Linked DNA regions of Homo sapiens: regions 1, 2 and 4 are each linked to region 3. A link is a loop called in an ENCODE intact Hi-C map of the cell type or tissue named here. Cell type or tissue: mammary epithelial cell. All regions are shown on one strand. Links, peaks and the distances in the headings refer to the core of each region. The heading gives the core; the rest is flanking DNA. Region 1 overlaps LOC105370118 (a long non-coding RNA gene). Region 2 has its middle 68 kb from the start of PARP4. Region 3 has its middle 8.0 kb from the start of ATP12A. Region 4 holds the start of LOC107984610 (a long non-coding RNA gene).

Evidence for each region. A loop is a pair of places that touch in the nucleus more often than their neighbours do. Peaks named below come from ENCODE experiments on the same cell type or tissue, not always from the same donor. Only the 100,000 strongest peaks of a DNase experiment are listed, where the experiment ranks them.
Region 1: a loop joins it to region 3, with 9 times the contacts of the local background. A loop is called at or near these places in 25 of 110 quality-filtered maps.
Region 2: it touches region 3 in a loop (18-fold over the local background); 31 of 110 quality-filtered maps call a loop at or near these places.
Region 4: a loop joins it to region 3, with 15 times the contacts of the local background. A loop is called at or near these places in 17 of 110 quality-filtered maps.

The regions. Positions count from the first base shown.
Region 1 is chr13:24,724,393-24,732,520 of GRCh38, reverse strand. All of the region lies in intron 3 of LOC105370118 (a long non-coding RNA gene), which reads left to right. Among named protein-coding and RNA genes, the nearest start is that of RNF17, 36 kb to the left of the region's middle. In mammary epithelial cell, for the core only: a CTCF peak has its summit at 4,328 (motif pointing right); a DNase peak (open chromatin) is centred at 4,330.
Region 2 is chr13:24,577,181-24,585,308 of GRCh38, reverse strand. It overlaps the pseudogene TPTE2P6. Among named protein-coding and RNA genes, the nearest start is that of PARP4, 68 kb to the right of the region's middle. In mammary epithelial cell, for the core only: a CTCF peak has its summit at 4,805 (motif pointing left); no DNase peak of the experiment used is centred there; H3K4me3 peaks cover 234 bases.
Region 3 is chr13:24,668,330-24,676,457 of GRCh38, reverse strand. No RefSeq gene overlaps it. Among named protein-coding and RNA genes, the nearest start is that of ATP12A, 8.0 kb to the left of the region's middle. In mammary epithelial cell, for the core only: a CTCF peak has its summit at 4,877 (motif pointing right); DNase peaks (open chromatin) are centred at 4,487 and 4,947; H3K4me3 peaks cover 151 bases; H3K27ac peaks cover 3,653 bases.
Region 4 is chr13:24,602,448-24,610,575 of GRCh38, reverse strand. It overlaps LOC107984610 (a long non-coding RNA gene), which reads right to left and starts at 688. Exons shown (of 3, transcript XR_001749794.1): 1 at 1-688. In mammary epithelial cell, for the core only: a CTCF peak has its summit at 4,533 (motif pointing left); no DNase peak of the experiment used is centred there.

The sequences.
Region 1 (8,128 bases), core at 1,253-6,252, 57 kb before region 3:
CTCATTCTTTTTTTATGGCTGCATAGTATTCCATGGTGTATATATACTGCATTTTCTTTATCCACTCTATCATTGATGGGCATTTAGGTTGATTCTATGTCTTTGCTATTGTGAATAGTACTAGATTGAACATACATGTGCATGTGTGCTCATAATAGAATGATTTATATTCCTTTGGGTAGATACCCAATGGGATTGCTGGGTTGAATGGTATTTCTGTCTTTGGGTCTTTGAGGAATTGCCACACTGTCTTCCATAATGTGTTGCAGGAAGTCATGGACCCCAAACGGCAGGACCGGCTGGAGCCACAGCAGAGGATCATAAATTGTGAAGATTTCATGGACATTTATCAGTTCCCAAATAATACTTTCATAATTTCTTATGCCTGTCTTTATTTTAATCTCTTAATCCTGTTATCTTTGTAAACTAAGGTTGTACATCACCTCAGGACCACTGTGATAATTTTGTTAACTGTACAAATTGATTGTAAAACATGTGTGTTTGAACAATAGGAAATCAGTGCACCTTGAGAAAGAACAGAATAACAGTGATTTTTAGGGAACAAGGAAAGACAACCATAAGGTCTGACTGCCTGCGGGGTCAGGTAAAAAGAGCCATATTTTTCTTATTGCAGAGAGCCTATAAACTGACGTGCAAATAGGAGAGATATTGCTAAATTCTTTTCCTAGCAAGGAATATTAATATTAACACCCTGGGAAAGGAATGCATTCCTCGCGGGAGGTCTATAAATGGCTGCTCTGGGAATGTCTGTCTTATGCAGTTGAGATAAGGACTGAGATATGCCCTGGTCTCCTGCAGTACCCTCAGGCTTACTAGGGTGGGGAAAAACTCTGCCCTGGTAAATTTGTGGTCACACTGTTTCTCTGCTCTCGAACCCTGTTTTCTGTTATTTAAGATGTTTATCAAGACAATATGTGCACTGCTGAACATAGACCCTTATCAGTAGTTCTGCTTTTGCCCTTTGTCCTGTTCCCTCAGAAGCATGTGATCTTTGTTAGACCCTTACTAGCAGTTCTGCTTTTTGCCTTTTGAAGCATGTGATCTTTGTACCTACTCCCTGTTCTTACACCCCCTCCCCTTTTGAAACCCTTAATAAAAACTTGCTGGTCTGAGACTCAGGCAGGCATCATGGTCCTACTGATAGGTGATGTCACCCCTGGTGGCCCAGCTGTAAAATTCCTCTCTTTGTACTGTCTCTCTTTATTTCTCAGCCGGCCGACACTTACGGAAAATAGAAAGAACCTACGTTGAAATATTGGGGGCAGCTTCCCCCAATAATAGTAGTTGAACTAATTTACATTCCCACAAGTGTTCCCTTTTTTCCCAGAACCTCAACAGCATCTGCAATTTTTTGACTATTTAATAATAGTCATTCTGTCTGGAGTGAGATGGTGTCTCATTGTGGTTTTGATTTGCATTTCTCTAATGGTTAGTGATGTTGAGCATTTTTTCATATACTTGTTAGCCACATGCATGTCTTCTTTTGGAAAGTGTCTATTCATGTCTCTTGCCTACTCCCTTCCACCCTCATTTTGTACCACTTCTCTTTACCCTGTTCCAGATATGCTAGCTCTCTTTCAGTTGTATAAGTAGGTCAAGCTCTTTCTAGCCTCAGAATCTTCTGCCTAGAACTCTTTTCCCTGTGCTACTTAAAAAAATACTATCAAATATTTTAGCCACACAAAAAAGAATAAAGAAGTATCTGTGCCCATGTACCTTCCAACCAATTTAATAAATAACCTAGTTTTATTAATAAATCTAGATTTATTCACGTGTTGGCCGATTCTTTATTCTTCCTTGTGTTTCATATCTTCTTTCTACAGTAATTTTTGTTCTTCAAGGACATTCTGAAGAAGTGCCTTTAGCTGAGGGTATGCTATTGGTGAATGATGTCAGTTTTTAATTGGATAAAAATGTATTTTTATCTCACCCTCATTCTCGAGTAATTGTTTAGTAATATAAAAGTCTAGGCTGACAGGTTTTTTTTTGTTTTTCTAAATTTGAAAATATAATTTTATTGATTTCTGACTTCTATTACTGCTATCGAGAAATTTTCTTACAGTCAAATTGTCTTTCCATATAGGTAAGTTATTATTTTTCTTTGGTATTATATACATTCATTATAATATTAAGGTGTAGATATTCATTTACCCTGCTTGGGATTGATTATAATTCTTGGATTTGAGCATTCTTGTCTTATTGGTCTGGGAAATTGTTAGTCATTTGTCTCTTTAAATTTTACCTCTTCCTTGTCATTTTCTTCTAGAACTGCTATTAGGCAGTAAATTGGACCTTCTCACTCTACACTTTGTTTCTGTTAACCTCTGTTTTATATTTTCCATTTCTTTCTCTCTCTGTGCTGCATTCTGAATAATTTTTTCAAATATATATTTCAGTTAATTAATTTTCTCTTTAATGTATTTTGTAATTTTAGATTATAAACTCATGTTTGAAAGGGTTGACTTGTGGGAATACTGTGAGGCCTGTATTAAGGGTACATTTCTCCAGATTTTGTTTTTGTTTTGTTAAGGTGCTCCAAGGCACTGTGAGTCTAGGGCTACTATAATTTCTTGGCTTGTATTTTCCTGGACTACTTGAAGATCATTATATTGAATCCTAAGCCCACCCGAGGGCAGGTGTGCTTAGATTATCAGGGGAGTTTTCTGGGTTTTTTCTGCACTCAAATGTATACAAGATAGAAAACTTTTTTGCTTTTTAGCCTCCCTGTTCACTCCCACCTGCAGTATATGAATCTTTTATGAAAATACTTAGAAAAACACTTGACAGCTGTTTTTTTGTTTTTTTTTTTTTGTCTTATTTTTGCTAACTCATTGAAGGCACTATGAGAGCTCCTTGTGGCTTTAGTTTGCATTTCTCTAATGACTAAGGAACCTAACATCTTTTTCATGTTTATTGGTAATTTAGGCTTTTGTATTATTACTTGCCTTTTGGGTTGTCTCTTACAGTTTTGTAGCTATTATTTATTTATTTTAGATCCCATTGCAAATATACTCTTCCAGGCTATGACTTGCTTTTTAACTTTGTTTATATCTCTTATTGTCGAAAGATGTTTTATTTTTCTATGGTATTTTCATTAAGATTTACGATTTTCAAGTATGGTTTGAGAAATCCTTTCTGATTCATTGTATTTATTTTCCATAATTTGTTTTGTATTCCATTCCATGTTTATTCCATAAATATCTTCCATATTTGTTCTCTTCCATAAGCTTTGTTGCCTTCTTTTCCTGTTTAAAATTCAGCTTTGTTGTTGTTAGTATTTTTGCAGGAGTGGGGTGCTGTTGGGTGCAATAGAAAACTCAAGAGCCCACTAATTGATACAGACAGGGTCATGAACCTTGATTTACCTTTTACACATTGCTGTAGTGCCATCTCAAAACATGGAGGGAGAGAGAGAGACAGACAGACAGACAAGCATAGATATTCTATGATGGCATTTTATTGGGTTGTTTTTTTTTTTTTTTTTTTTTGAGATGGAGTCTCGCTCTGTCACCCAGGCTGGAGTGCAGTGGCGCAATCTCGGCTCACTGCCACCTCTGCCTCCCAGGTTCACGCCATTCTCCTGCCTCAGCCTCCAGAGTAGCTGGGACTACAGGCGCCCGCCACCATGCCTGGCTAATTTTTTTGTATTTTTAATAGAGACGGGGTTTCACCATGTTAGCCAGGATGGTCTCGATCTCCTGATCTTGTGATCCGTCCACCTCGGCCTCCCAAAGTGCTGGGATTATAGGCGTGAGCCACCGCGCCTGGCCATTTTATTGTGGTTTTTAATAAAGGCTCAAGTATATTTTAACTTTGAGCCTGTTTTTGTTTTAATAAAACCTTGCATTTACCATTTTTCTTCTAGATTTACTGAAAGTATCAGGTGGTAATTAAAATAATTTATAGTCTGGGTGTGGTGGCTCATGCCTGTGATCACAGCATTTGGGAGGCCGAGGCGAGTGGATCACCTGAGGTCTAGAGTTTGAGACAAACCTGGCCAACATGGTGAAACACCATCTATACTAAAAAAAAAATATACAAAAAATTAGTCGGGTGTGGTGGCGGGCACCTGTAATCCCAGCCACTCGGGAGGCTGAGAAGGGATAATCGCTTGAACCCGGGAGGTGGAGGTTGCAGTGAGCCAAGATCGTGCCATTGCACTCCAGCCTGGGCAACAAGAACGAAACTCCGTCTCAAAATAATAACAATAATAATAATAATTTATAATACAGCACTCTCAGCATATACAGCATGTGCTCACATGTCAGACCACAGATGGCAGCAGGGAGAACTTAGCACCAGCCAGCATGACACAGTCTCAAAACACACCAGAGGGCGCCAGACCCACACCAAACCATTTTTTTTTTTTTTTTTTTTTTGAGACAAAGTCTCTGTTGCCAGGCTGGAGTGCAGTGGCGCGATCTTGGCTCACGGCAAACTCCACCTCCCAGGTTCAAGCAGTTCTCCTGTCTCAGCCTCCTGAGTATCCGGGACTACAGGTGCACTCTGCCAAGCCCAGCTAATTTTTTGTATTTTATTAGAGACGAGGTTTCACCGTGTTGCACAGGCTGGTTTCAAACTCCTGAGCTCAGGCAATTCGCCCGCCTCGGCCTCCCACAGTGGTGGGATTGCAGGCGTGAGCCACCGCGCCCAGCCACCAAACGATATTAGTAGTTTGGTTTTTGCAGTTAGTTTTTGAAGGTAGTTTTCAAGTCCTTTGCCACTTTGCCTCTGACCTTTCTATCCTTAGTCACTAAAAGCAGAGGTGAGCAGTGAAAAGGTTCAAGCTGTTCTCCATACATGTTTCAGAGGAGGTGGAATACCCAACTCTATGACGAAGTGGCTGGCTTTTTTCTTAGAAATTATAGGGCAGTGGAGTAGGAATGACTTTTAGAAATTCCAGAATCCCACCTCCTCGTTTAGGATGGGACAGCTGAAGCTAAGAACCACTCTAACCTTCTTGGGATTGAGCAAGAGCCCTGGGGGTCCTGATTTTCAGACATGCTCCTGCACTTAAAAACTCTTGCTTTGGGAATTACAACAGAGAAGGACTACACAAACATGAATTTTTGGATAAATGGAGAGATACTATTGCTGCTTCAGGCCAGATTTGAGGACCTTTTGTAGATCAGCAAACTTCAAACTTGCTGCTATGAGGAGTTAGGGGACAAGACAGGGGCTACTATTTTTTCTTGAGAAATAGCCCCATATTAAGCTCTGGGACATTATAACTAAAAGTTGGGTAGGTGACCTGCAGAGCCTGAGGACATGTGCCCTGTGAGCCTCCCTACGTGGGGGGCAGAGCATTAGGACCCACCCACTGTCCTCTCCCTCACTCCTTCAGGACTCCAACACTAGCCCTCACTGACCCTTCCTCCATCCATTCATCAGAGGCCTTCTCCATCTGCCTGTCAGGGTGGAGGACTGCTCTCCTGACCAAGCAGGATGTGGGCGACAGGTAGAGAGCTCAGACACCTCCAGCTTAAAAATCTCTTTCTTGGAGAGGCTGCAGATGTTCCAGCCCTGGAGGTTCTGATTCAGGAGGTTGGAGATGGAGCCCAGGCCAGTGTCCTTTTACAGCTGTCCTGGTGCTGGATGTGCCTGGACTGCATCCTGCATTGAGAGAGAGCTTGCCTTGCCTTACAGAGTTGAGGCTGCATCTTCTGACTCCTCGGTGTTTCACGTGCATTTCTCTAGTTCCTTCCATTCCCTGGCATACATTCACTGCTGCGAGCATCAGGGTTTCTCCTTCCAAAAACATGAAGCTGTAGACACTGTGAAACAATATCTATGTTTCCAGGGATTGCGTTTGTTTGCACTGAGGCAAGTTATTATGCTTAGGAAACCTCAGAAGGGCACCAGTCCTAGCCCATGCCCTGCGTCTACTCTATTGTGAGGCTGGCCAAGGGAAGCAAGTTTGGGATCGACTTTTCTTTCTTTTTTTCTTTTTTTTTTGAGTCTAAATCTCCCTATGTTGCCCAGGCTGGCCTCCAGCTCCTGGGTTCAAGTGATCCTCCTGCTTCAGCCTCCCCAGTAGCTGGGAGGGGCTGACTTTTAAGAGCAAAATGCAGCCTGTTGTTTTAGATGGCCACAGAATGGATCCATGTTAGTCACTGATGGTGCCCGCCACTGGCTGCTGGGTGCCGGCCCCAGGGCGTTTCCTGGGAGCTACCACAGGCACCTGGCTGGGGTGGAGTTGTGGGGGTCCACACACCTGCAGCTGCTCCTCCTGCATGGCCAAACTCTGATCTGGCCTCCTCTGTGGTGGGAAGACTCTCCATCCCTCCTTCCAGCGTCATAATAGAATAAGAAGTTGAATAGATCCCGAAGCAAAGTCCCGTCTCAGCTCTCATGGGCTCATCACAGCAGTTTTTGGCTACCACTTTCTGTCCTGCATGCCTTCCTACTCTCTCATTCTCTAGTTGGATGTGCATTCCATGCAGTTCACCAACCCTGGTTACGATTCCAATGCAGATGGATCCATTTCAACAATGGCTTCAGAGAGAAGATGAAGAAACAAATGAGGGCCTGTTGAAGCCTAATGGGGTAAGGGGAATTTGAGATTGTGGAAGAATGGCAGCCAGATCATGAGGTCAAGAGATCGAGATCATCCTGGCTGACATGGTGAAACCCCGTCTCTACTAAAAATATTTTTAAAATTAGCCGAGTGTGGTGGCACGTGCCTGTAATCCCAGCTACTGGGGAGGCTGAGGCAGGAGAATTGCTTCAACCCAGGAGGTGGAGGTTTCAGTGAGCCGAGATCGTGCCACTGTACTTCAGCCTGGCGACAGAGACTCCATCTCAAAAAAAAAGAAAAGGAAAAAGAAGAAAAGAATGGCAGCCCAGTGGAGTGGGCACCCTGAGACACAGCACGCTCACAAGGGGAATGCAATTCTGAGCCTTCTTTCCCCTCTCAGAGCTTCTCTTCTTATTTCTCCCCACTTCCTCTTCTTTCATCATACAGGCAAGTAAAACTCCCATCTGAATTGACAAGTATTTCTGAAAATACTTATTCCACATACATGAGCCTACCTGTTTTAGTGAAACAGTACTTTAATTGTCGAAGTTCACCACTGTACTGACACCTTAAGCTGCTTCCAAATCCCCAGTGCCTCCTTCAGACTTCCCCACTCACCAGCACCACCTGCTCTTCAGATCCCTGTCCTTATCAGCACCCTCCATCCTGGCACACAATTATGCATGCTCTTTTACTGGTCTTTAACTGTTTCACCTGGGTTAGTCTTGTTTTTGAGGCTAATTGCATGTTCCTAAAGACGGCCACCATCCGATGTCACCCTATGTGCTCCCCTTTAATGTAATATTGACCCTCTTCCAGTTGGTGGTGGGTCTGGAAGCTGGTGGATAAGGAAGAGAGTGATACCCAGTGATGCTGGGAAGGTGGGCAAAGGCAGGGCTGGCAGAGCGTGGCAGGTGTGATGAAACATTGTCCTTTATCACACAGGGGAATGATGTAATCCAACTGCTTTTTCTGTCTTTCATGCTATAAGAAGCAGTTGGTAGCAACGAATACAAGAGCTGCAGTTTTGTTTTTTTAGCTCCAGGATAAGGATGTTATAAAAATTATGAGGTCATTATTTTGGACTAAGATCCTGCACTGGGCTCCAGCTCACCAGACCAGAAGCCAAGATGGAGTCACTCATACTAAAGTTCCATGTCACCAAACCAAATCATCTGACTCTTGGAGAAATCAGGAGATAGAGATAATATCCCCAAATAGGCCAGTTTCAGTCAACATGATAATAAAGTTCCCTCTGCCTTTAATCTGCACAACAAAAAGTAACCTGAAATAGGCCAGGCATAGTGGCTCACGCCTGTAATCCCAGCCTTTTGGGAGGCCGAGGTGGGTGGATCACCTGAGGTCAGGAGTTCAAGACCAGCCTGGCCAACATGGTGAAACCCCGTCTCTACTAAAAATACAAAAATTAGCTGGCATGGTGGCGGGCATCTGTAGTCCCAGCCACTCGGGAGGCTGAGGCAGGAGAATTGCTTGAACCCAGGAGGTGGAGGCTGCTGTGAAGCCGAGATTGTGCCACTGCACTCCAGCCTGGGCAACAGAGCAAGACTCTGTCTCAATAAAAAAAAAGAA
Region 2 (8,128 bases), core at 1,972-6,971, 91 kb after region 3:
GTATGGATTTTGAGCATGGAAATGGCATGATTAGGGCTGCACTTCAGTAAATTCACCTATCACTTTTAGCTTAGGGTCTATGAATATCTTTGTTTTGTTTTGTTTTGTTTTGGGCTTGGGTGTGGGAGAAAAGTATCAGTGGATAAGGCTGAGTTCTTCTGGCCCAAACTAAAGGTTTAGGGCCGGTAGTTAGAGTGTTCTTCTAACGGGGCCAAGAGTACTTACTCAGCTCCCACCACTTAAAGAAAAACTCATTTACAGCCACATCCAAATCCATTTCGGAATTCCCAACCCACTCTCACTTCAGTTTCAGGGGCAATATAGAAAAGGCAATATAAATGAGAAGCTGTGCACAAAAAGGGCTTCAGAGACTGACATCTAGATTTCAGTCCTTGGTTCAAAAGTTACTTTCTCTGAACCTCAATTTTCTAATTTATAAGATGAGAATGACAGTAGTGCCTACTCATAGAGTTATTGAGAATATTAAATGAGATAGTGAATATTAGAATAGTTCAGCAAAGTCTAGAATGTTGTAAATGCTATAGGATAAACATCCTGGTTTCTGCAATAAACAAATTACAAGTAATAAAAAATGGTGAGAAATCTATGAACTTAGATTCTTAAAAGAGACTTAGGAGACACAGCAACCAAATGAAATGTGTGGACTTTGTTTGAATTCTGATTAAACAAACTAAATTTTCAAAGATTTTAAGACAATTCTGGAAACAAACATGGACTACAAATTTGATATGAAGGATTTTTAAGGTATAATATTTTTAGATATGATAAAAAGTGTTAAGGTTTTTTGTTGTTGTTTTAAGAGTACTTAAATGTCATACTAAAATGCTATGGGATAAAATGATCTGACGACTGAAATTTCCTTTAAAATAACTCAGATTTAGGGAAAGCAAGAGTGGAGAGTGGGGTTGAGGGGTGTGAGTGGAGTGGGAAAGAACGGATGAAATGTGGCTGGCTGCCGGCTGAAATGACTGTTGCAGCAATGTGACGACTATATGTGGATATATTGTATGATGCTCTGGACTTTTGTATATGATTAAAATTTTCCATAACAAAATGTTTCTAAAAGAAAAAACAGAGTAACAGTGTATATTTCATATAGGTGTTATGGGTATTAAATGAGATACGTAAAAGTGCAATACTGTCTGGTATACAGAAGGGGTTTTGAAAAGTTTATTTCTCCTTTTATTTTCTCTTTTAAAATACACCTCCCCCACAACACACAGAAAATACACACACACACACACACACACACACACACACACACACACAACCATGAGTCATCCAAAAACAGTTCTTTGTGATGTTTTGCAAGGGTTGAATTGCCCAAGTAAGGGTTTGTGAAAGACTTGGATCTTTTTTACATTGAAATCAAAGGCTGGTGATTTTAGACACACTTCAGAGTCCTGGAGCCTTGGGTACTGGACCTTCCTACTTTGGGAAAATAATCAACTCCTGAGCTCCATAAACAATAACCAGTATAGAATAGAAAGCAGGATTCTCTGAGGAGAAGCCAGAGTCCCCAGCATGTGGGCAGCACCTAAAGCGTGACCCTCAGACTCAGGGAGGGACCAAGGCCTGTTGCAGGGCACCCAACTGCTGCTGCCTGATCACCAAAGGAGAAGAGTCTAAAATGAAACCAAATAACAGCTGGCAATCTTAACCCACTCCCCTAAAAAAACCTCCCATTTTTAAAAAGAAAACTTACCTGAGAAGGAGTTTCTAGTCCCTGAAATTTACTGCTGTGCGTTTTATCTGTTCGCCTTTCTCCAAAATAATACAGGCTTTCCTGCAAAAAAGGGTACAATCCAACCATGGTTCATCTGCACTCTTTCCTTTCCTATATTAGGTACCCTTAGGGTTTCTACACCCACCTTCTTTCCTAAAGTCAGTGATTTTGTTTGTTTGTTTGTTTGTTTTTTGGTAGAGTCTTGCTCTGTAACCCAGACTGGAGTACAGTAGCAGGATCTAAGCTCACTGCAACCTCTGCCTCCTGGGTTCAAGTGATTCTACTGTCTCAGCCTTCTGAGTAGCTGGGACTACAGGTGTGTACCACCATGCCCAGCTAATTTTTTGGATTTTTAGTAGAGATAGGGGTTTCACCATGTTGGCCAGGCTGCTCTCAAACTCCTGACCTCAAGAGATCCACCTGCCTCAGCCTCCCAAAGTGCTGGGATTACAGGTGTGAGCCACCTGTGCCCGGCCGAGTGATCTTTGGGCAGAGGTTAGTGAAAATAACAAAATTAGGACTTCTCTCATTCAAGGATTCATACATTCATAAAATTTTAGAGCTGGAAAGACCTTAGAAAGCATCTGGTCCAACCCTTCTTTCCATATTACAAATGACAACACTGAGACCAAAAGAAAACCAAGCAACCTGCCAAGGAGATGCTGCAGCCAGTTAGAAGCAGCAGCACAGCAGATACAGGTCCCTGGATCTCAGTCTAGGGCTCTGGATCAATGGCTGTCAATGACTTTCAAACCTTTTGTTTTTTAAGCTGCAATCCACATTAATAAACCTAGGAGACACACACACACACACACCCCAATATTTAAACCTTTTGATATTTTCTATTCTGCTCTATTCCATTTTATTTTTAAAAGATGTCAGTTACAACCCAGTAACTTTATTTTACAACTCACTGATAAATCATGATCCATAGCTTGAAAAACACCATCCTAGAACACCCATTTTCAAAATCTGTGTATCTCAAATCAGAGAAAGCAAAGGTGGTGGAATGGGAGTGCTGGGCATTGTGCACAACCACCACCTCTTCCCTAGACTGCAGGCCAAACAACTCGAGCAGAGCTGCTGGAAATGGTAGCATCTCAGCAAGAAAATGGCAGAAAGAAAAATGACTGAGAACTCTGCTTTAAGTGGAAACAGCCCACCTTGTCTTATCAGAAATTTCTAGAGGTCACAGACTCCACATGTATTGACTAAGCAAAGATACTTACATTCAGGAGAGGCTTTGTTTTGAGTTGTGAAATGTTGCTTTTTATCTACCTAAGAGTTGTGAGGATGGGCAAGGCTCTTTGGAGAATTTATCTAATTAAGCTTGATACTATTCTCACGAGGAAGGAAGAAGACATGGTACTGGCAGGAGTAAGAGCAGAGCCAGGTGAAGTGAGGGAAGCATCTTGATTACTGAATGTTTTTTTCTGTGTAACATGGCTTTACACCCCGCACCTTAATCCTGCCCCATCAGGTCTTGTCTTTATTTAAAATGTTGATATTGTATACATCATAGATTTTTTTACGTTAATTTTTATTAAAATATTGTGTTAAAATTATTTATTTTAATTATTACAATTTTTAGCATTCCCTTAAATGTTGCACCTCATTGACCTCACTCTAGTCCTTGCCCAAAGAGATTCTGAGGTCAGCTACTAACTAGTGCACGTTAAACAAGAAAGTATCAAAAACAGACTTTCTAAAAACTGCTTCTCTAATTACAATTTTACTAAGCACCATGACTCAAATAACACCTTAACGTCCTACCAGTGATGTTTCAGAACTAGCAAACTCAATCATCATAAGACAAAGTTTGTAGAACATCTTTCATACCTCTGCAGTTAAAAATATTTCGGAGGCAATAAGGAAGGCACAAATCATAGTTCCGGTTCTTCCTAGAAAAGAAAAGAAGTTAGTTCAAGGAACATACGTGGTATAAAAATACACTCAGAAATATTCAAGGAGTGCATTTTAAGTTGATTTTCTTTCTTTTTTTTGAGACAGGGTCTTGCTGTGTCACGCAGGCTGGAGTGCAGTGGCACAATCTTGGCTCATTGCAACCTCTGCCTCACAGGTGAAAAATACGCAAGTTACATTTACAGTAAAAATATCTCTCACCATCGCTCCACAAAAGGACACGATGAGGTTTTTACTAAATCTATAAGAAAGCAACAATTATGTCTTTTATAATTTTTTTGGATAATAGTAAAAAAGAAAAATTGCCAACTCATTTAGTATATTAATATAACTGATTCCAAAATTGCACAAATACAGTAGAATAAAAGATATTTTTACACCAGTCTCACATATAAATGTAGATTTTAAAATATACATATATTTTCAAAGTGAATTCAGCAATGTAGAAACACCATGTATCAACACCAAGTGCCATTTCTCTTAAGGATGCAAGGATGTTTTTTCCAAGATGGCAGATTACAGGCTTTTAGCATGCCTCAGTCATTTGGAAATAGCAAGCAAGTACATAAAGACCAACTCTGTGAGCTTTAATTCAAGAAAGGAAATGGCAATTCCCCGGAATTATGAAGGACATCCCAGATCTTGCGGAGGACATTGCAGGCAAGCAGCCCTCAGGACAGCATTCGACTGATAGAAGTGAGTGAAGCCTCAGTAAGTGAGAGAGGCAGACAGCATCCCTCTGTCTCACCTTTCCACTGGAGATCCACGCAACCCGGGCAGAGGAAGAGATTGTTTCTCCCAAGCCTTGGAGCTCATTTGAGGAGAGACTTGGAGACTTTGTGGGGGAAAGACACAGGGAAACGCTGCCGGCATTGTCCCAAACCTGGACTGGGAGCAGGACAACACTGGGGGAATCTTCCCTATCTGGCTCCACCCATCTTGTGCCCCCAATCCCCCTACCCCTAGGGCTGAGGGAGCTCAGATTAATGTGTACTCAGGAAATCAGCCCTTTGCCTGGGGCAGGAGAGAGCTCCTCCCAATAAACAAGGATCAAGTACACAGCCAGCAGCACTGGCAACAGCCAGCTCTTACCCATGGCGCCATCTACTGGCTTGTAGGTCAAACCACACACCCAATATAAAACCTGCTGGCAGAAGTGCATTAGGGCTACAGAAGCAAAGCCAAAAGACCCTACCCAGCATGCTCTACAGCCACACCCCTAGGGAGGAGGGAAAGGGAAAGAAGAAAAAAATAACAATAATATTATAGAAAAGGAAAGAAAAAGAAAAAATCCTACCCAAACAAAAATAATTACACAAATTAGAAGTGCTAGCATCTCCAGATGAGAAGGACCCACACAAGAATTCTAGCACCATGAGAAATCTGAATGTAGTGACACTACCAAAGGATCACACTAGCTCTCTGGCAATGCTTCGTACCAAAATGAAAACTCAGAGATAACAATAAACATTTCAAAACTTGGGTTGCAAGGAAGCTCAATGAGATTCAAGGTTGAAATCAACAAAAAGAAACTTCTACATCAATCCGGGAAATGAAGGAAGAGATAAACATCTTAATAAGAAATCAATCAGAACTTCTAGAATTAAAAAAACTCACTTAAGGAATTTCAAAATACAACTGAAAGCTTTATCAATAGACTGGACAAAGTAGAAAACATAATTTCAGAGCTTGAAGACTGGTCTTTTGAACTAATCCAGTCAGACAAAGATAAAGAAAAAAGATTTTTTAAAAGTGAAGAAAGTCAGAAATATGAGATTATGTAAAGTGATCAAACCTACGAATTACTGGCATGCCCTAGAGAGAAAGAGAAAAAGAAAACAGCCTGGAAAACATATTTGATGGAATAATTCAAGAAAATTTCTTGAATCTTGCTAGATAGACATCTAAGTACAGTAAAGCCAGACAGCACCTGTGAGATACTATAAAAAATGAACATTACCAAGGCATATACTCACCAGACTGTCCAAGGTCACTGTCAAAGAAAAAGCCCTAAAGGCACTGGAGAAAAAGGCCAGATCACATACAAAGGTAGCCCCATCAGGATAACAGCAGACTTCTCAGCAGAAACCTTACAAGCCAGCAGAGATTGAGGTATCTATTTTCAGAATTCTTGAAGAAAATAAATTATAATCAAAAGATTCATATCCTGCCGAACTAAGCTTCATGAGTGAAGGAGAAATAAAAACATTTTTCTAGAGAAGCAAATGCCAAGAGAGTTCATTACCACTAGACCAGTCTTACAAAAGATGCCTAAGGGAGTTCTAAACATGGAAATGAAAGAATGATACCTGCTATCATAAAAACACACTTAAGTACATAGCTCACAGACCCTATAAAACAACCACACAATAGAAATTACAAAAAAACCAGCTAACAATTTCATGATAGGGTGAAAAGCTCACATGTCAATAGTAACCTTGAATGTAAACACACCACTTAAAAGTCACAGAGTGGGCTGGGTGCGGTGGCTATTCCTGTAATCCCAGCATTTTGGGAGGCCAAGGTGGGTAGATCACGAGGTCAGGAGATCGAGACCATCCTGGCCAATGTAGAGAAACCCTGTCTCTACTAAAAATATAAAAATTAGCCAAGCATGATGGCACATGCCTATAATCCCAGCTACTCAGGAGGCTGAGGCAGGAGAAGCACTTGAACTCAGGAGTCAGAGGTTGCTGTGAGCCAATATCATGCCACTGCACTCTAGCCTGATGACAGAGAGAGATTCTGAAAAAAAAAAGAAAGAAAGAAAGAAAGAAAGAAAGAAAGAAAGAAAGAAAGAAAGAAAGAAAGAAAGGTCACAGAGTGGAAATTGGATTAAAAAAACAAAACCCATCTGTCTGCTGTCTTCAAGAGACCCATCTCACATGTAACAACACCAATAGGTTCAAAGTAAAGGGTTGAAGAAAGATCTATCGCACAAACAAAACACAAAAAAGAGCAGGGGTCACTATTCCTAAAACAGATAAAACAGGCTTTAAACCAACAATAGTAAAAAAAGACAAAGAAGAGCATTACATAATGATACGGAGTTCAATTCAACAAGAAGCCTTAACTATCCTAAATATATATGCACCCAACATTGGCTCACCCAGGTTAATAAAACAGATACCTCTAGACCTATGAAAAGACTTAGCCACACAACAATAGTCAGGGGACTTCAACACCCCACTGATAACATCACACAGATCATAAAGACGGAAAACTAACACAGAAATTCTGGACTTAAATTCAACACTTGACCAATTGGACCTAATAGAAACCTAAAGAACTCCCAGCATTTTGGGAAGCTGAGGCGGGTGGGTGGATCACGAGGTCAGGAGTTTGAGACCAGTCTGGCCAATATGGTGAAAACCCATTGCTACTAAAAATACAAAAATTAGCCAGGTGTGGTGGCAGGTGCCTGTAATCTTAGCTACTCAGGAGGCTGAGGCAGGAGAATTGCTTGAACCCAGGAGGTGGAGTCTGACAAAGGTCTAATATCCAGAATCTATAAGGAACTTAAAGAAATTTACAAGCAAAAAACGTCATTAAAAAAAAAAGGGCAAAGGACATGAACAGACACTTCTCAAAAGAAGACATACACACAGCTAACAAACATGAAAAAGCGCTCAACATCACTGATCCTAGAGAAATGCAAATCAAAACTACAATGTGATACCATCTCATACCAGTCAGAATGGCTATTATTAAAAAGCCAAAAAATAGATGCTGGCAAAGTTGCAGAGGAAAGGGAATGCTTATACACTACTGGTGGATATGTAAATTAGTTCAGCCATTATGGAAAGCAGTTTGGTGATTTCTCAAAGAACTTGAGAATTACCCTGTGACCCAGCAATCCTATTACTGAGTATATACCCACAGGAATATAAATATCATTCTACCATGAAGACACATGCATGCATATGTTCATCGCAGCACTATTCACAATAGCAAACACACAGAATTGACCTAGGTGCCCATCAATGGTGAACTGAATTAAAAAAATGTGGCACACATATACCATGGAATACTATGCAGCCCTAAAATAAAAACAAGATCATGCACTTTGCAGTAATATGAATGGAGCTGGAGGCCATCCAGATCCAGCTTAAAAATTATTCTAAGCAAACTAACACAGGAACAGGAAACCAAATACCACATGTTCTCACTTATAAGTGGGAGTTAAACATTGAGTACACATGAACACAAATATGGGAACAACAGACATTGGGTCCTACTTGAGGGTTGGAGGCTGGAGGATGGTGAGTATCAAAAAGCTACCTATCAGGTACTATGCTTATCACCTGAGTGACAAAACAATCCGTACATCAAACCCCTATGACACAAAATTTACATATATAACAAACCTGCACATGTACCCTTGAACCTAAAAGTTAAAAATTAAATAAATGTGTATACAAAAAAATAAACGGGATTTAGGCATGTCTATTTATATAT
Region 3 (8,128 bases), core at 2,001-7,000:
GGTGTGACTGTGAGGATCCCCACACGGAGCGGGAGGATCCAGATGACAATGGGAAGAGGAAGCTCCACTTCCTGCTTTGCGTCCGACTGGCCTGTCCCTCTGCTGCCCACTCGGCCTCTCCCTGTCCCTGGATTCCTCTCCTACACATGGGACAGTCCCCACCTGGAGCCCTCCCTACGCACCTGTATCCAGTCAGCACGACTGGCTGTGACTCGGCCAGTGTTCCTCTCCCGACGAGAGGAGGGCCGCCTGGGGTTGGAGCCAGGATGAAAAAACAAAACAAAGCTTCAGGCAAGCACGCTTCCACACTGTGTCCTCATTTCTTCATGCACAGGAAATCCTGAGATTGGCATATGAACATCCTCCAGAAAAGAAATACTGGCTTTTCAGAAATTAGCAAGTCAGCTCCAGTGATGATCCTGCCTGGAGCTGTAAACACCATGACTGATGGGAATCAGCAGTGGCGTTTCCAGAAGCAGGTGCGGGCCTGTGAGGGGCTCAGACAGGCACACCTTCTCCTTCTGTGGGTACAGCTCCCCCGAAATGTCACAATGGCTGGGGTACTTTAGGTTCCCACAGTTTTCATTCCCTGTGACTTATGTTGTGTAATAAGATGCTTTTTATTATATTTAAAGTGTACAACATGATATTTTGATATACTTATGCACAGTGAGATAGTTATGATTATCAAGCAAATTCTCATATCCATCCCCTCCCACAGTTACCCTCTGTGTGTGGGGTGGCGGGGAGAGGGCCTGTGTGATAGGAGCATGGAAAATCTACTCTGTGCACATTTCCTGGATCTAATACAATGTTGCCACTATAGGGCTCATGCTGGGCCTCGGATCTCTAGACTTCTCACCCCACATATCTGCGGCTTTGGGTCCTTTGCCCTACATCTCTCCATTCCCCCAAGTCCCCCATAATGAGATGCTTTTTCAGAAAATTACCATTTTCCATTTAATAGGTGATTGAAAAACAAACTTCATTCTGAGTTTTTTGATTTTTGTTTTTCAATCTTAGAATGAAAACAGGTTCACCCCATGTGAATCATCTCCACTTTTATCATAGAAAGTTGTAACACATATAAGCCCGGGCGAGGTGGCTCACGCTTGTAATCCCAGCACTTTGGGAGGCCGAGGCAGGTGGATCATGAGGACAAGAGATGGAGACCATCCTGGCCAACATTGTGAAACCCCGTCTCTACTAAAATTACAAAAATTAGCCGGGCGTGGTGGCGGACACCTGTAGTCCCAGCTATTCAGGAGGCTGAGGCAGGAGAATCACTTGAACCCAGGAGGCAGAGGTTGCAGTGAGCCAAGATCGTGCCACTGCACTCCAGCATGGGGACAGAGCGAAACTCCATCTCAAAAAAAAAAAAAAAAGTTATAACACATATAACACATACACAACACATATATGTATGTAAACTGTATATAACAAAAAAAACATTATTCACACAAATATGCTCGTTAACTCGGGAGGAATGTGGCTCTTTGATAAGTGAGAGGCTGCCCTCTTGGTCATTGGCTCCCACGCTTTCCAGAGCTGGGGGGACAAACACAGACACACAAACATTTATTTATTCCTGAACTATTGATTGGAGGCTTGTGACATGTGTGCAGCATCATACCAGGCCTATCCCCTGAAAGAGCTTTCAACCTGTCTAGGGAGATAAGACATCACCCTTAGATGAGAATATTGACGTAAGAGGAGTCCGAAGCCAGCCCAAGGCCAGTGCTGGCTCAACAGGTCAGACCTTTTGTTCAGAGCAGCAAGCAAGGGATGAGCTCTAGGCAAGGAAAGAGGAGCGATTCCGGAAGGGGCTCAAGTTCAAGTGGATTCTGAAGGCTGGGTAAGCTGAGGAGGAGGGCAGTGTGTAATGTGGGAGAAAAGGAGGCAGGAGGAGACTGGCTCCTGCAGAGTCCAGGGTAGGTGCATGGTGGCCCAGCAGACAGTCCCATCAGAGCACAGCAGGAGTCTGGCTGTCAAGCCAGGTGGGCTTTGCAGACACTGGGCTTTATCCTTGTGCTTTGAGGCCCTTGAGAATGAGAGCAGCATGATGGAAACAACATTTAGGAGAAGATGAGAGGTTCTGTCACAAAAAACAAGAGCCCTCCTGACTTTGTGAAGTTGCTTGGCCTGCAACTGTTCCAGCCTGAGACTCCGGCCTGGGTTCCCCTGTGCTGGCTCCCACCAGGAGCAGATCTGTACCAGCAGGCTCCTGCTTCTAGCAGATGCAGTTGAGCCCCCCACCCTGCCAATTTCCCTGAGACCATTTCAGACACTATTTATTTGCCCTATCAAGAGTCTTTGAGATGAAACCAGGAAAAGGGCAAATGCCAGTCACCCAATCTAAGTTAGAGAAATTTCTATGTCTCCTCCCCTCTCCATGCCCCTGATACATGGATATTTATCCATGTTTCCAGGGTGAACCAAGCTGCTCTAAGAGTTGCGTAGGGAAGCGGGAGCTAGGGAATGAGAGAATGTCACAAAGGACCTGGCTGCCTTGGTCATAAAGATTAGCTTCAATCTAATAATGATGGGGCTGTCATTCTTAAACGATGATCTAAATTAATTTTTTAAAAAGTAGGATTTGAGATCATCGCTTTTTTTTTTTTTTTTTTTTTTGAGACGGAGTTTTTTCGCTCTTGTTGCCCAGGCTGGAGTGCAGTGGTGCAATCTCAGCTCACTGCAACCTCCACCTCCCTGGTTCAAGTGATTCTCCTACCTCAGCCTCCCAAGTAGCTGGGATTACAGGCACCTGCCACTATGCCCAGCTAAGTTTTGGTATTTAGTATAGATGGGGTTTCACCCCATGTTGGTCAGGCTGGTCTCGAACTTGTGACTTCAGGTGATCCACCCGCCTTGGCCTCCCAAAGTCCTGGGATTACAGGTGTGAGCTGCTGCGCCCGGCATGGTTCTTTTTCTAGTTAATAGAGCTGTGTTCATCCCCCCACATTTTCATGCCAGATCTGTCCCTTGTGAGATGCCAGGCTGGGTTTTGGGGTGCATTAGAATGACCTTGTCCTTTTGGGGCCAGTGTCCCTCCAGGGCAGGCGCAGATGATAATGATTACTTCATTATCTTGGCCGCCTTTCTTTCTCTCTGAGGTGCTTTAAATAACTGTCTATGGTAACCCAACATCTAAGTCAGCATGAAACAAGCTGGTCTAGCTCTGTGAACACATCGATCTTGGGATCAGCTCTTCACAAAGACAGGACATTTACTCTTGGGAGAAGTGGGAAAAAAAGAGAAGGAGCACAGCCCACATCCCAGTCTCACACACGCCAGGCCCTGACTTAGTCCTTGCTAACCCAGAAAGGCACACAGAGTGGGCTGTCCACTGCCAGTGAAGGGTTTAAAAACACACCTAGGGATTTTAGGCAAGAAAAAAACAAGTAAAGAGAATGAAAAAACAACTGTGCTGTCATGGGATGACCAGGAGAAAACTGGTAGCTGCTTGGCTGCAGGTTCTCTTGGAAAGTCTGCCTGAGATGTGGCGGTGGCTGAGGCCCTGAGGTCTCATCCACCACTCACGTACGTTGGGTGGTGCCAGGCCAGCTCCTAAAGTGGACTTGGGTGCAGGGAGATGGAAGTGGGAAAGGCCCAGCTTAAACTCAGTACACCCTCTCCTGGTTCATGTGAGGGGAAAAAAGGTAAATTTATGGGTGATCTTTTTGTGCCTGTGAAATGTCCCCTTAGGAAATAAAGCCACTGGCTGCTGAAGCACAGTATGTGTTAATATGCAACCAGCATGAGTATAGCCTGGGAAACAGGCGAAGTCACACAAGCAGGACCAGTGGCATTTGATTAATCAGTTGATAAATGGAGGAGCAGGGCCTGGCTGGAGGAGGTAAAACTGCAGGGAAGAGCTCCATAACACTGGGATTGAAACCAAGACTTTGAAGATGATAAGACCAAAGTATTTTACTAAGGTTCTTTAAAGTGTCTCGTAATAAATAGGTCGTGTAAAAAAGACAAGGTGGTGGGATTTAAATCAGCCCTGCAGAGATGGCAGAGAACAGATTCTTCCCAGTCTGAGCTCTTGCAATAGCACCCCACACAGAAGACTTATGCCGGGGTCTCCGTGGGGCAGTCTATCATCTCTGGTCTAGTGGCTCAGCTGTCACCAGCTTCCAGGCACCAGCACGTTTGAGCAGTTGGCATCCAAGAGCCTTTTAAGCCTCTAGACTGAGCTTTCTCCTCCTCCTAGTTCCTCTTTCCTCACCTTTAGGGTTGCCTGATAAAACACAGGGAGCCTTGTGAGATTTATTACTATGTCTCAAGTATTAAATGGGACATACTTATACTTTACACACTGTTTGTTGTTTAACTGAAATGCACTTTTTTTTTTTTTTGAGACAGTCTTGCTCTGCAGCCCAGGCTGGAGTGTGGTGGTGCAATCATCAAATTCCTGGGCTCACGCGATCCTCCCGCCTCATCCTCATGAGTAACCAGGACTACACTGAAATGCATATTTAACTGGCCCTCTGGTGTTTTTATTTGCTGACTCCGGTGGCCCTCGTCCTCCTAGATACCTTAGGTGTGAGTCCTTTACAGCTTGTCCGTGGGCACATCTGAGGACATTGCCCGAGCTGCCCTGCTCTGCTCGTTGCTGGGCCAACTATGAAAATAAACACATTCTGATTTTCTCTTTTCACCATAGCATTCTCTTCCAAGGGCCCATGTGAGCCGGATTTGTCTAAGGTGGTCAACCTGAATGAGTCTAGGAGTCAGGTTGTTGTTGTTTTAAACAAAAAATCGCTTTAGCCAGAAAATTCTAATCACTCTGCAGAGGTCAGATTCTTGGATCTGAGGAGAGAGCACTGTGGGAATTCAAATCCGTTTCAAAACCAAGTTTTCGTTTTTAGAGGGAACCAGCAGAGGGAGCACATTCTACAATGCTCGGGGCTCCAGACACAGGGATGAGATCCTCATTCATGCAGGACACCTGGAATCACTCAAGCACCAGGAATTTATAGAACAGCCCCAGGCTTCGCAACCATGTGTCAAATACTTCATTTCTGACTGAGCAAAGGATTGCTTGGGTGAAAGACAACCCCAAGCAAACTAACAAAAATCAAAAGAAACAACAAAACACTCCAACAATGACAGCACCAAGGAACAAGGAACTAGAAAATCTAAAAGAAAAATCAAACGGTGACTGTTTCCCTTCTTCTAGGGTTGGATGGGGCTTGGAGCCGTATTCTGCCTTTCAGGCTTGTTTTGCTAAAGGAGCATTGTCTGAGCAACGCTCTGCCCACTCTCCCAAGGGCTGAGGCATCATCGTGTTTGCCCTGCCACCCTCTGGGGGCTCCATATCATTTGTTTGTCTTCCTGGGAAGGAGGTGTGCCCCTGGAGGCCACGTCTTGTACTTCCTTCAGGTCTTTCAAAGGCACCGCCACAGTGACAGGCATGTCAAAGTGGCTTCTGCATCTCAATTCTCTTGGAGAAGTGAAAGAATGTTTTACAAATATCATTTTACAAGGAGCCCTCCCACGTCACCCTTGATTCCAGTAATTGACTTTTGCAGTTAGGAAGGTCTTCCTTATAAGCAACTGAAAACACTCAATTTGGGGCTGGAGTTTATTTCTAGATGAGGGGGTGTTCCTTGATGAAGTAGAAACAACATGTTTTAGTTTTTTGTGACCACTAGCATATGTTTCTTCCTAGCTTGAGAGAGAGATATAATAATTTTTCATAAATGATGCTGAACTGCGAGTTCTGTAGACCTGAATTCTAGTCCTGCTTTCTTGTTTGCTCACTGAATTTGCTGGGAACGGAATGAACATTTTGCCTTTCTGTGGCCTCAGACAGTGTTGGAGCTGAGAAGATCAATGGGTCCCAAACCTGAAACAATCTCCTGGGGAGCTTTAAAAATACAGATTTCCAGACCCCACGTCCAAGTAATTCTGAGACAAGCCCTCGAGGTTTATCTTTATAAAGCTCCCCAGGTGCTTCTTATGAACCAGTGGGCTTGAGAACCCCCGGACCACATCACGTCACTGGTCCTCAGCCTGCCTGTATGGAGGCTGGGGCAGCCCCGAGAATCTAACTGCAGTGGTTAGAGGGAGCTGAGGCCGCTCCCTGGAGTTGTGTTCTAAGGTCAAGGGCCCTGGATTAGATGCCGTTTAAGATCTCTGTTGACTCTAGCACTTGCTGGTCTGGACACTGTCACTTTGCCTTGCCTTTATGTACTTATGTGGTAGTTCTATTGCATTTAATTAAAATGGGGTGCTGTGCTCTTATAGCTCCTACCTGTGGACTAAGGGGCAAACATCTCATAGCCACCCCCTGAGAAAGGATTTCACTTGTTAAAGAAAAAGGGGGGTGTGGGAGTGTGGGTGAGCCTGCACAGCCAGTTACACCAGCAGCGGCAGCCCGAGATGAGGTGCACGGCTCACCAAGGGCAAGTTCAAGCATCCTAGCAAGTGCTGGCTTCTGGTTCTTGTGTATTGTTGGCATCCACAGAAAACTTTTCATAAATAAAGATGTAGATTTCATTCTATAAGCAATATATTGAATTAGGATGACCCCACAGTCATCACAGTTCCAATTATTTCTACATTCTTTTTTTTTTTTTTTGAGAAGGAGTCTTGCCCTGTCACCCAGGCTAGAATGCAGTGACACCATCTTGGCTCACTGCAACCTCCACCTCCCGGATTCAAGCGATTCTTCTGCCTCAGCCTCCCTAGTAGCTGGGACTGCAGGCTCGCGCCACCACACCCGGCTAATTTTTGTATTTTTAGTAGAGACAGCGTTTCACCACATTGGCCAGGCTGGTCTCGAACTCCTGACCTCATAATCCGCCCACCTCGGCCTCCCGGAGTGCTGGGATTACAGGTGTGAGCCACCATGCCTGGCCATTTCTACATTCTTAAATGTAACTAGCATGTGTGTGTTTTGCACAAGGGCAGAGGAACACGTTATCAGCATGGCAGGGTTTCCAGCTTGAGCCTCACTGTGTCCAGCACCGGGATTAAGTGCTTTCCAGGCATGTCTGGTTAACTACCAGAGTGAACCAAAAGGAAAGCAGCCGGTGGAGGTGCCCCCTCACAGAGAAGAAGGTGCCAGGCACACAAAGGTTGGTCCAGGCCAAATCCTTAGTCCCTGGGAGGACAGGAGAGTGTGTTGTAATGTGTATGGTCTCACAGCCTAGCTCATGAACATGTCCCTGGCCCGGGGATGCTGACAGGAAAGCTTCAATGCCTGTTTCACAGACCTCTGTCACTGCTGAGGTTTTGGCACCTGCAAGCTCTGGGTGGTGCCTGGAAGAGTGAGCTGTTCAGCAGGAACCTGCAGGGAGTGGCCGCAAACCCTTGTGTCTGGTGATGTGGAGTGAACTGTGGGGTGTGGCCAGGGCTGGATCCCAGGAGAGGAAAGAGAAAGACTCCACCTCTCCTGGTGTCTGGAGGCTGCTGGGGGCCTTGTAGGCATCAGGATTCTGAATTAGCAGAGGACAATGAGGCCAGCAGGACACAGTTTACATCCACTTTGTCAGTTTCCAATTCCATAGACCCCCATCTCGGGTCTGGGCACCTGTCATCTCTATGAAAGATTTTCCAGTTCAGTTCACTGAATCCTGGGCTTTGTCCATTGCTCTCTACCCTCTGTGGCAGGTTGTTTGGCCTGAGGCTGTCATCAACATGTGGGAGGGCTGCTCTGCTCAGCTGCAGGGCCAGCGTTGGTCCCAGTCTAGACAATCGCAGTTGCTCAGATCTCCAAGATCACACACATTTTCTCACAAAATGCCTGTGAAGCTTACCAGCACTTGAGTGGCAACATAGGGGCATCTTTCTTCTCCTTTACCTGCCTCCATGCCTAGGAAAGACTAGTGTGGGTAGGGTGTAGGCTAGTCAGGAGGAGTCAGGCTGGGGGCTATGCCCTGAGCCTTCCCCTTCCGAGGGACTGGATACTGGCTCCTCTGCCGAGAGCATCATCCCCTCAGCCTCAGCAAGCAGTGAAAAAGGCATGCCCTGCAGAAGTGAACACACTTGTCTCGGCTCAGCCACTCCACTCACTTTTGATGCAACCTTTCCCTTCTCTGGGAATTCTACATGAATCTTTGGGAAGATTTATTTTACGTGTCAATGTGGCTAATTCACGGTACCCAGTTGTCCAAAC
Region 4 (8,128 bases), core at 1,946-6,945, 66 kb after region 3:
AGAACAATCCCACTGAAGCCAAGCTCAGAGCTGAAATACAAAACCTGCAAGGAAACCCAGTGATGTGAGAGTCAGCAGCAGACACATTGAAAATACACCCAAGAAACCAACGACAGTGACATCTGAGCATGACTGTCATATAAGCATGTAAGTAAATAATTTAATGATGATAGAGCACTGAAATTTCTTTAGACACGGTATTTTTAAGTTATATTTTTTCCTGGAGTACAAATATGAAATAGCACAAACTGTACCATGAATTAAGCAAACAGAATGAAAAAAAAAATTCTCCCAATCTAGTCCTCCATTTCTCACTCCCACTTGTCTCAGACTTCTATTGAAGATATCTAGTTAAACCTCTAATGGAACGGCTATGGGAACACTTACTGCCAACAGGGATGACTGACTAGTTTCCGGGCACTGAGCAGGGGACTGTGGGCTCTGGAGCAGTTTACTTCCTGTGGAAAGCCAGTCCCATTTCTATTTTGCTTCAACCCAGGCCTGTTCAGATAAAGCACCACTCAGTAGCTACTGACCATTTAAGTATGGAGAGAAAAGCGAAGTAGAAAAATGATTTTCTCTTAAAGAAAGAAATAGCAAATGGAAGACCAGCCATAATAGCTCTGTGGCACAAGAGACATGACAGGGATCTCCTCCCCAGATGTCCCCAGCTATTTGTCAGCCTCTCATATCCCTGACCCTCTGGCTTCTGGCTCTGTGACTACAGTTGCCACAGAGGATTCATGGACAGCAAAAAGCTTAAGGAGCCTGGAGGTTTTGCATAACATATACATTCTGCTGACAGAAGCACATACATGGTATGGACTATTATTAAAATTGTCAGCCTGCTTGCACTCAGTTTACAGGAGAGGCCCTGTTGGTCTTGGGGCAGCACAAAATGATGAGGCTAACTTTAGTAGTGACAAGAATGACCCTCTTATACCATATGGCCAAAGAATACCTGCCCATCCCCAAGTCTATGGGGGATCGGATGAAGTGTGGGGTTTGGTTGGTTAGTCAGTGAAGTTTTGATCGGTGAATACGTACATATGGCATAGTTAAGTACAATTATGTTCCATTAAGACTTACTGACTGCCAGTACCAAATGTAGAAGCCTCCAACACAGTAAAAGCATGGCAAGATTGGTGTCAGGATGGGTCAGCCCTGACATTACTCACTGTGAGTACAAGCACTGAGTTCTTTCTAGTTCTTTCTGAGAAAGGATTTCACCCACTGTCACTCAATCACCAAATAGGGAACAAGGCTTTTCTTGGCTTTGGCTCTCACTGTCCCTTGGAAGGGTTTCTAATTGGTGGAGGCAGAGGAGACAGTGAGTAGTTCAAAGTGGACTGATGGCCCCAGATGAGCCAACAGAACGCCCAGGAATTCCACCCACGCCAGGACCCAGAGACAAAAGGTAAGAGCTGTTGCCAGCCACAGGGGCCTTTATCAAAGCACAGCGGCACCGCCTACTACTCTGCCCCATTCCTCAATCTAAAGTCCAAGAGGGGAAGTTCTTTGGGAGAGAAGGGAAGCTGGTAAAGGCCGTGCCATTTCCCAAAGGCCTGACCCTCTAGGCCACCCCTAGCAATATAGTCAGTGTGGAATATGATCCTACCTAGAAAATGAATGGCACTATTTTAAGAGTAGGGCATCGGCCGGGCACGGTGGCTCACACCTGTAATCCCAGCACTTTGGGAGGCCAAGGCGGGTGGATCATGAGGTCAGGAGTTCGAGACCAGCCTGACCAATGTGGCGAAACCCCGTCTCTACTAAAAATACAAAAATTAGCCAGGTGTGGTAGCACGTGCCTGTAATCCCGGTTACTCAGGAGGCTGAGGAAGGATAATCGCTTGAACCCGGGAGGTGGAGGTTGCACTGAGCTGAGATTGTGCCACTGCACTCCAGCCTGGGCAACAGAGCGAGACTCCGTCTAAAAAAAAAAAAAGAAAGAAAAAGAAAAATAAGAGTAGAGTATCTTGGGGAAATCTAGGAGGCCTACTCTGAAGCTTTTACTCAAGTGTGGAAGCCACACCAGTATGCAGGTATACTGTCTTACAAATCTAGATGGATATTCTAGTTTTCAAGCACCCCATTAATACTTTTTAAAAAATTCAACCACTGGCCAGCCATGGTGCGTTCACACCGGTAATCCCAGCACTTTGGGAGGCCAAGGCAGGCGGATCATTTGAGGTCGGGAGTTTGATACCAGCCTGACTAACATGGTAATATTTGAGTCTGATGAATTTTGTTGAAGTTCTTTACATCCATGCTGGGAAGCAACTGTCAGAAATGTTAAAGAGTTATGTATAGTAGTGTTTCAAGGCAGTGGTTTTATTGCAACAAGCATTGTTTTCCATCAGCAAGACACGTGATGTATAATAATCTCACTGTAGGTAAGGTGACAAAAATATTTCTTTTTTTATTTTTATTTTTTGAGATGGTGTCTCGCTTTGTCACCCAGGCTGGAGTGCAGTGGCACGATCTCGGCTCACTGCAAGCTCCACCTCCTGGGTTCACTCATGCCATTCTCCTGCCTCAGCCTCCCAAGTAGCTGGGACTACAAGTGCCTGCCACCACGCCCGGCTATTTTTTTTGCATTTTTAGTACAGACAGGGTTTCACCGTGTTGGCCTGGATGGTCTCGATCTCCTGACCTCATGATCTGCCCACCTCAGCCTCCCAAAGTGCTGTGATCACAGGTGTGAGCCACCGCGCCTGGTGACAAAAACATTTCTATGCACTGCAGTTATGGAACTCGGCCCACTAGAATTACTTTCTCCCTCCATCTCTTTCTATCCTTCTGTTTTTAAAAATAGTTAAACTCTCTGCTCTTAAGTTTTGGATGATTCTATTCCAAGTTAGTAAATTCTACTTAAGAAAACTAGTATCTGAAGCGCCAAGATGGCTGACTAGAAGCAGCTAGTGTGTGCAGCTCTCACAAGAGGAGATGAGAGTGGTGAGTGAACATGAGCTCTTCAGGTTGATCGTCCAGCAGGCTGTGTTGGGATTCATCAAGGAAGCAGTGGTGACTAACTGAGAGCAGAGGGGAGTAAGGCAGGACAGTTGCCCACCTGGGTGCAGAGCAAGGGGAAGCTCCCTACAGCAGGGAAAGGATGAGTGAGTGAAAGCTCCTGGGGACCCATACTTCTGCCATGGACGTTTGTAATTCCCAGGCGCAGGAGACCCTCCATGACTCCACCCGCCCCACACACACACCCTGGGGCTCTAGACTGACATGAAGAGCTGCTTGGAGTCTGGGCAGAGCCACTGCTCAAGCCAATGTGGATCTCTGAGCACCCCAGCACCAGCTGCCACAGCCCGGCCAACAAGGTAGGCCAGGCTCTGTCATGTGCCCCTAGGATAGGGGCCATATCCATGATGCTGGGGAGCAGACAGACTGCAGGCCTTGCCTCCACTGCACCTTGCCAGGCAAGGCCCACTGGCCTGGGCCTCCATCGCAGCCATCCACCCCCGACCTGAGCACTCCGGCTGGTCACAGCCCTCATTGCTCTGGGATGGAGCTCCCAGAGGTAACCAACAGGCCCTCTGCACTGCTGCAGCCTGTGCCCCTACTGCCCTCAGGCTGGAGAGGGAGTAAAAAGCCCCGACAGCTGTCATGGGCCTCCAGCATGCCACAGCTGCCATATGGAAAGGCAGCCAGACAGTTTTCCACATGGGTCCCTGGCCCTGCTGCTCCTCACTGCGCAGGGTGCCTCCTGGCTTGGGCCCCCAGCACTACTCCTGCCTGATCACTTCAGTTGGTGATGGCTCTGTGTTTCTCTGGGATGGAGCTCCCAAAGACAACTGACAGGCCTCTGCCATTGCTGCCACCACAGTACCCGCCCTTGCTTCCCCCAGGCTAGGGAGGGAACAAAGAGCCTGATTACTTTCTCACAGCATCCTACAGAGAGGAGGCCAGGCTATCTTCAGGGTTGGGTTGCCTGACCTTCCTGCTCTTCAGGCAGGGCCCCCAGCTTGGGCCCAGCAGCACAGCTGCCCCAACCCTGGCTGATCACCCCAATTGGCTGTGGTTTTGCATTTGTCTGGGATAGAGTCCCCAGAGGCAACTGATAGGCCCCCTGTCATTACCACTGCCGGGGTCCCTATCCCTGCTGTCCCTAAGCTGAGGAGGGAACAAAAAGCCTGAGCTTTCCCTGGGGCTGCAGTGTTGAAGCCTGGGAGTGCCAAGGCGAGATCTGTAGCACACATTAGAGCAGGAGAGGAGCCCACACTCTCAGCGTACTGAGAGGGCTGAGTTACATGAACCTGTGGGCTACCACAGCAGTGGGCATGTCTCCCTCTGCAGGGCCAGCTGACTGGGAAAGGGGTGGCCTATCTCCCTACCACAGCCTCTGTGTGAGAGAGCGCACCTGCCAAAAGAAACATGGGCACAGTGCCATTGGTTGGAAGGGGCTTCCCCAGTGCCCAGGAGCGGACCTGACGAGGTGGTCACCTCTCTTCCCACTGTACTGCAGAGCACAGCCGGAAACACCAGGAAATACAAAGGAGCCATGTGGCTAAGCTCTATCTACCAACCATTACTCTTATGTGCCATCTACTGGAAGTCAACCTAAATTACAAAAATAGTTTGCTAATATACCTTCCTATAAAACCAAGGTGAGAATTCAGCCACAAATAAAGACCGTGCACAGAACCTTGGCCCTCAGAAAAATGCAGCCAACTGACTATACTCAACTTACGCCACAGTTAAAGGAATACCAACTCTCTCAGATGAGAAAGAATTGGCACAATAACTCTGGCAATTCAAAGAGCCAGTGTCCCCTTACCTCCAAATGAGTCCACTAGCTCCCTAGCAATGGTTCTTAACCAGTTGGAAATGACTGAAATGACAGACGTAGAATACAGAATCTGGGTGGCAAGGAAGCTCATCAAGATTCAGAAGAAAATTGAAAACTAATCCAAAGATTAGTGGTCCTAGATAAAGATAAAGGGATCCAAGAGCGGAAAGAAGAAATAGCCATTTTAAGAAAGAACCAAGCTGAACTTCTATAGCTGAAAAATTCACTATAAGAATTATATAATACAATTGAAAGTATTAACTACAGAACAGACCAAGCTGAAGAAAGAATCTCAGAGCTTTTCTAACCAACTCAGACAAAAATAAAGAATTTTTAAAAATGAGCAAAACTTGATGGAAATATGGGATTATGTAAAGAGACCAAAGCTATGACTCATTGGCATTCCTGAGAGAAAAAGAGAGAGAATAAACAATTTGGAAAATATATTTGAAAATACTATTCATGTAACTTTCCCTAATTTTGCTAGAAAGGTTGACATGCAAATCCAAGAAATAAAGAGAACCCAGGCTAGATACTATATAAGATGATCATCCTCAAGGCACATAGTCAGCAGATTCACCAAGGTCAATGCAAAAGGAAAAAATCTTGAAGGAAAAAGAAGAGAAGGGCCAGGTTATGCACATGGGGAAGCCCATCAGGCTAGCAGCAGAACTTTCAGCAGAAACCTTACAAGCCAGAAGAGATTGGGGATCTGTTTTCAGTGCCCTTAAAGAAAATAAATTCCAATTAAGAATTTTATATCTCACCAAAAAGCTTCATAAGTGATGGAGAAATAAAATCCTCAGAGAAACAAACACTGAGGGAATTCATTTCAACTAGACCAGCCTTGTAAGAGATCCTTTAAAAAGTGTTAAACATGGAATTGAAAGAACCTGCTACCACAAAAACACATTTAAGCACATAGCCCATAGGCAAAACAGAGCAACCACACAAACAAGTCTATACAACAACCAGCTAACAACATGATGACAGGATGAAAATCTCACATATCAATACTAACCCTGAATGTAAATGGGCTAAACACCCCACTTAAAATGCAAAAAATGACAGGCTGGATTAAAAGACAAGACTCAACCATCTGCTGTCTTCAAGAAACCCATCTGACTCCTAATGACATCCACAGGCTGAAAGTAAAGGGATAAAGAAAGATCTGTCATGCAAATAGAGAACAAAAAAGACAAGGAGTCGCTATTCTTATGTTAAATAAAACATAACTTTATATATATATATTTTTTTTTCATTAATTAATTAATTTTTTTTGAGACGGAGTCTCGCTCTGTCACCCAGGCTGGAGTTCAGTGGCGCGATCTTGGCTTACTGCAAGCTCTGCCTCCTGGGTTCATGCCATTCTCCTGCCTCAGCCTCCTGAGTAGCTGGGACTACAGGTGCTCATCACCATGCCCAGCTAATTTTTTTGTATTTTTAGTAGAGACGGGGTTTCACCATGTTAGCCAGGATGGTCTCGATCTCCTGACCTCGTGATCTGCCCACCTCAGCCTACTAAAATGCTGGCAGTAGAGGTGTGAGCCACCACTCCTGGACAAATAAAACATATTTTTCACCAATAAAAATTAAGGACAAAGAAGGGCATTCCTTATAGAATGATAAAGGGCACAATCCAACCAGAAGACTTAGCCTAAATATGTACACACCCAACATTGGAGCACCCAAATTCATAAAACAAGTTTTTCTTGGCCTACAAAAAGATTTAGACACACAATAACAGCAGGAGACTTCAACAACCCACTGACAGCAATAGACAGATCACTGAGGCAGAAAACTAACAAACTCCGTACTTGCACTTGACAGTTGACCAATTGGACCTGATAGACATCTACAGAACACTTTGTCCAACAAACACAGAAGATACATTCTCATGTGCACACAGAACATATTCTAAGATCAGCCACATGCTTGGCCACAAAGCAAGCCTCAATAAATTCAAAAAGTTTGAAATCATACCAAGCACACACTCTGACCACAGTGAGACAAAAATAGAAATCAGTATCAAGAAGATCTCTCAAAACTACATAAATACATGGAAATTACATAATTTGCTCCTGAATAACTCCTGGGTGAAAATCTTAATTAAGGCAGAAATTAAAAAAATCTTTGCAATTAATGAAAATAGGGACACAACATACCAGAATCTCTGGGATGCAGCTAAAGCAGTGTTAAGAGGAAAGTTTATAGCACTAAATGCCTTCATCAAGAAGTTAGAAATATCTCAAATTAACATTCCTACTTTGCACTTAAGGGAACTAGAAAAAAAGAATAAACTGATCCCAAAGCTGGCAGAAGAGAAATAACTAAAATTAGAAAAGCACTAAATGAAGTGCTTTTTGAAGTGCTGTTTTTTTTTGAGACTAGATGCAAAAATCCACACAAAAGATCAATGAAACCAATAATTAGTTTTTCAAAAAATATGCAAGATGGATAGTGTGATAGCTAAACAAAGAAAAAAAGAGAAGGGCCAAATAAGTACAATCATAAATGACAAAGATGACATTACAACCAATCCCACAGAAATACAAAAGATCCTCAGAGAATACTATAAACAACTCTATGCACACAAATTAGATAATCTAGAGGAAATGGATAAATTCCTGGAAACATACAATCTCCCAAGATTGAACTAGAAAGAGACTGAAACCTTAAATAGACAAATATCAAGTTCAGAAATCAAATCATCAATAAAAAATCTACCAACAAGGAAAAGCCCTGGACCAGATGAAGCCACAGCTGAATTCGACCAGATGTACAAAGAACTGAGGCTGGGCGCGGTGGCTCACCCCTGTAATCCCAGCACTTTGGGAGGCCATGGCATGCAGATCACAAGGTCAGGAGATAGAGACCATCCTGGCCAACATGGTGAAACCCCGTCTCTACTAAAAATACAAAAACTAAAAATTAGCCAGGCGTGGTGGTGAGCACCTGTTGTTCCAGCTACTCGGGAGGCTGAAGCGAGAGAATGGCGTGAACCTGGGAGGCAGAGCTTGCAGTGAGCCAAGATCTCACCACTGCACTCTAGCCTGGGTGACACAGTGAGACTCTGTCTAAAAAAAAAAAAAAAAAGAACTGGTACTAGTTCTATTGAAACTATTCCGAAGAACTAAGGATGAGGGGCTCCTCCCTAACTCAGTCTATGAAGCCAGCATCAGCCTAATACCAAAATCTGGCAGAGAAACACACAAAAAGAAAACTTCAGGCCAATTACTCTGATCAACATAGACACAAAAATTCTTAACCAAATACTAGGAAACAGAATCCAGCAGCACATCAGTAAGTTAATACACCACAATCAAG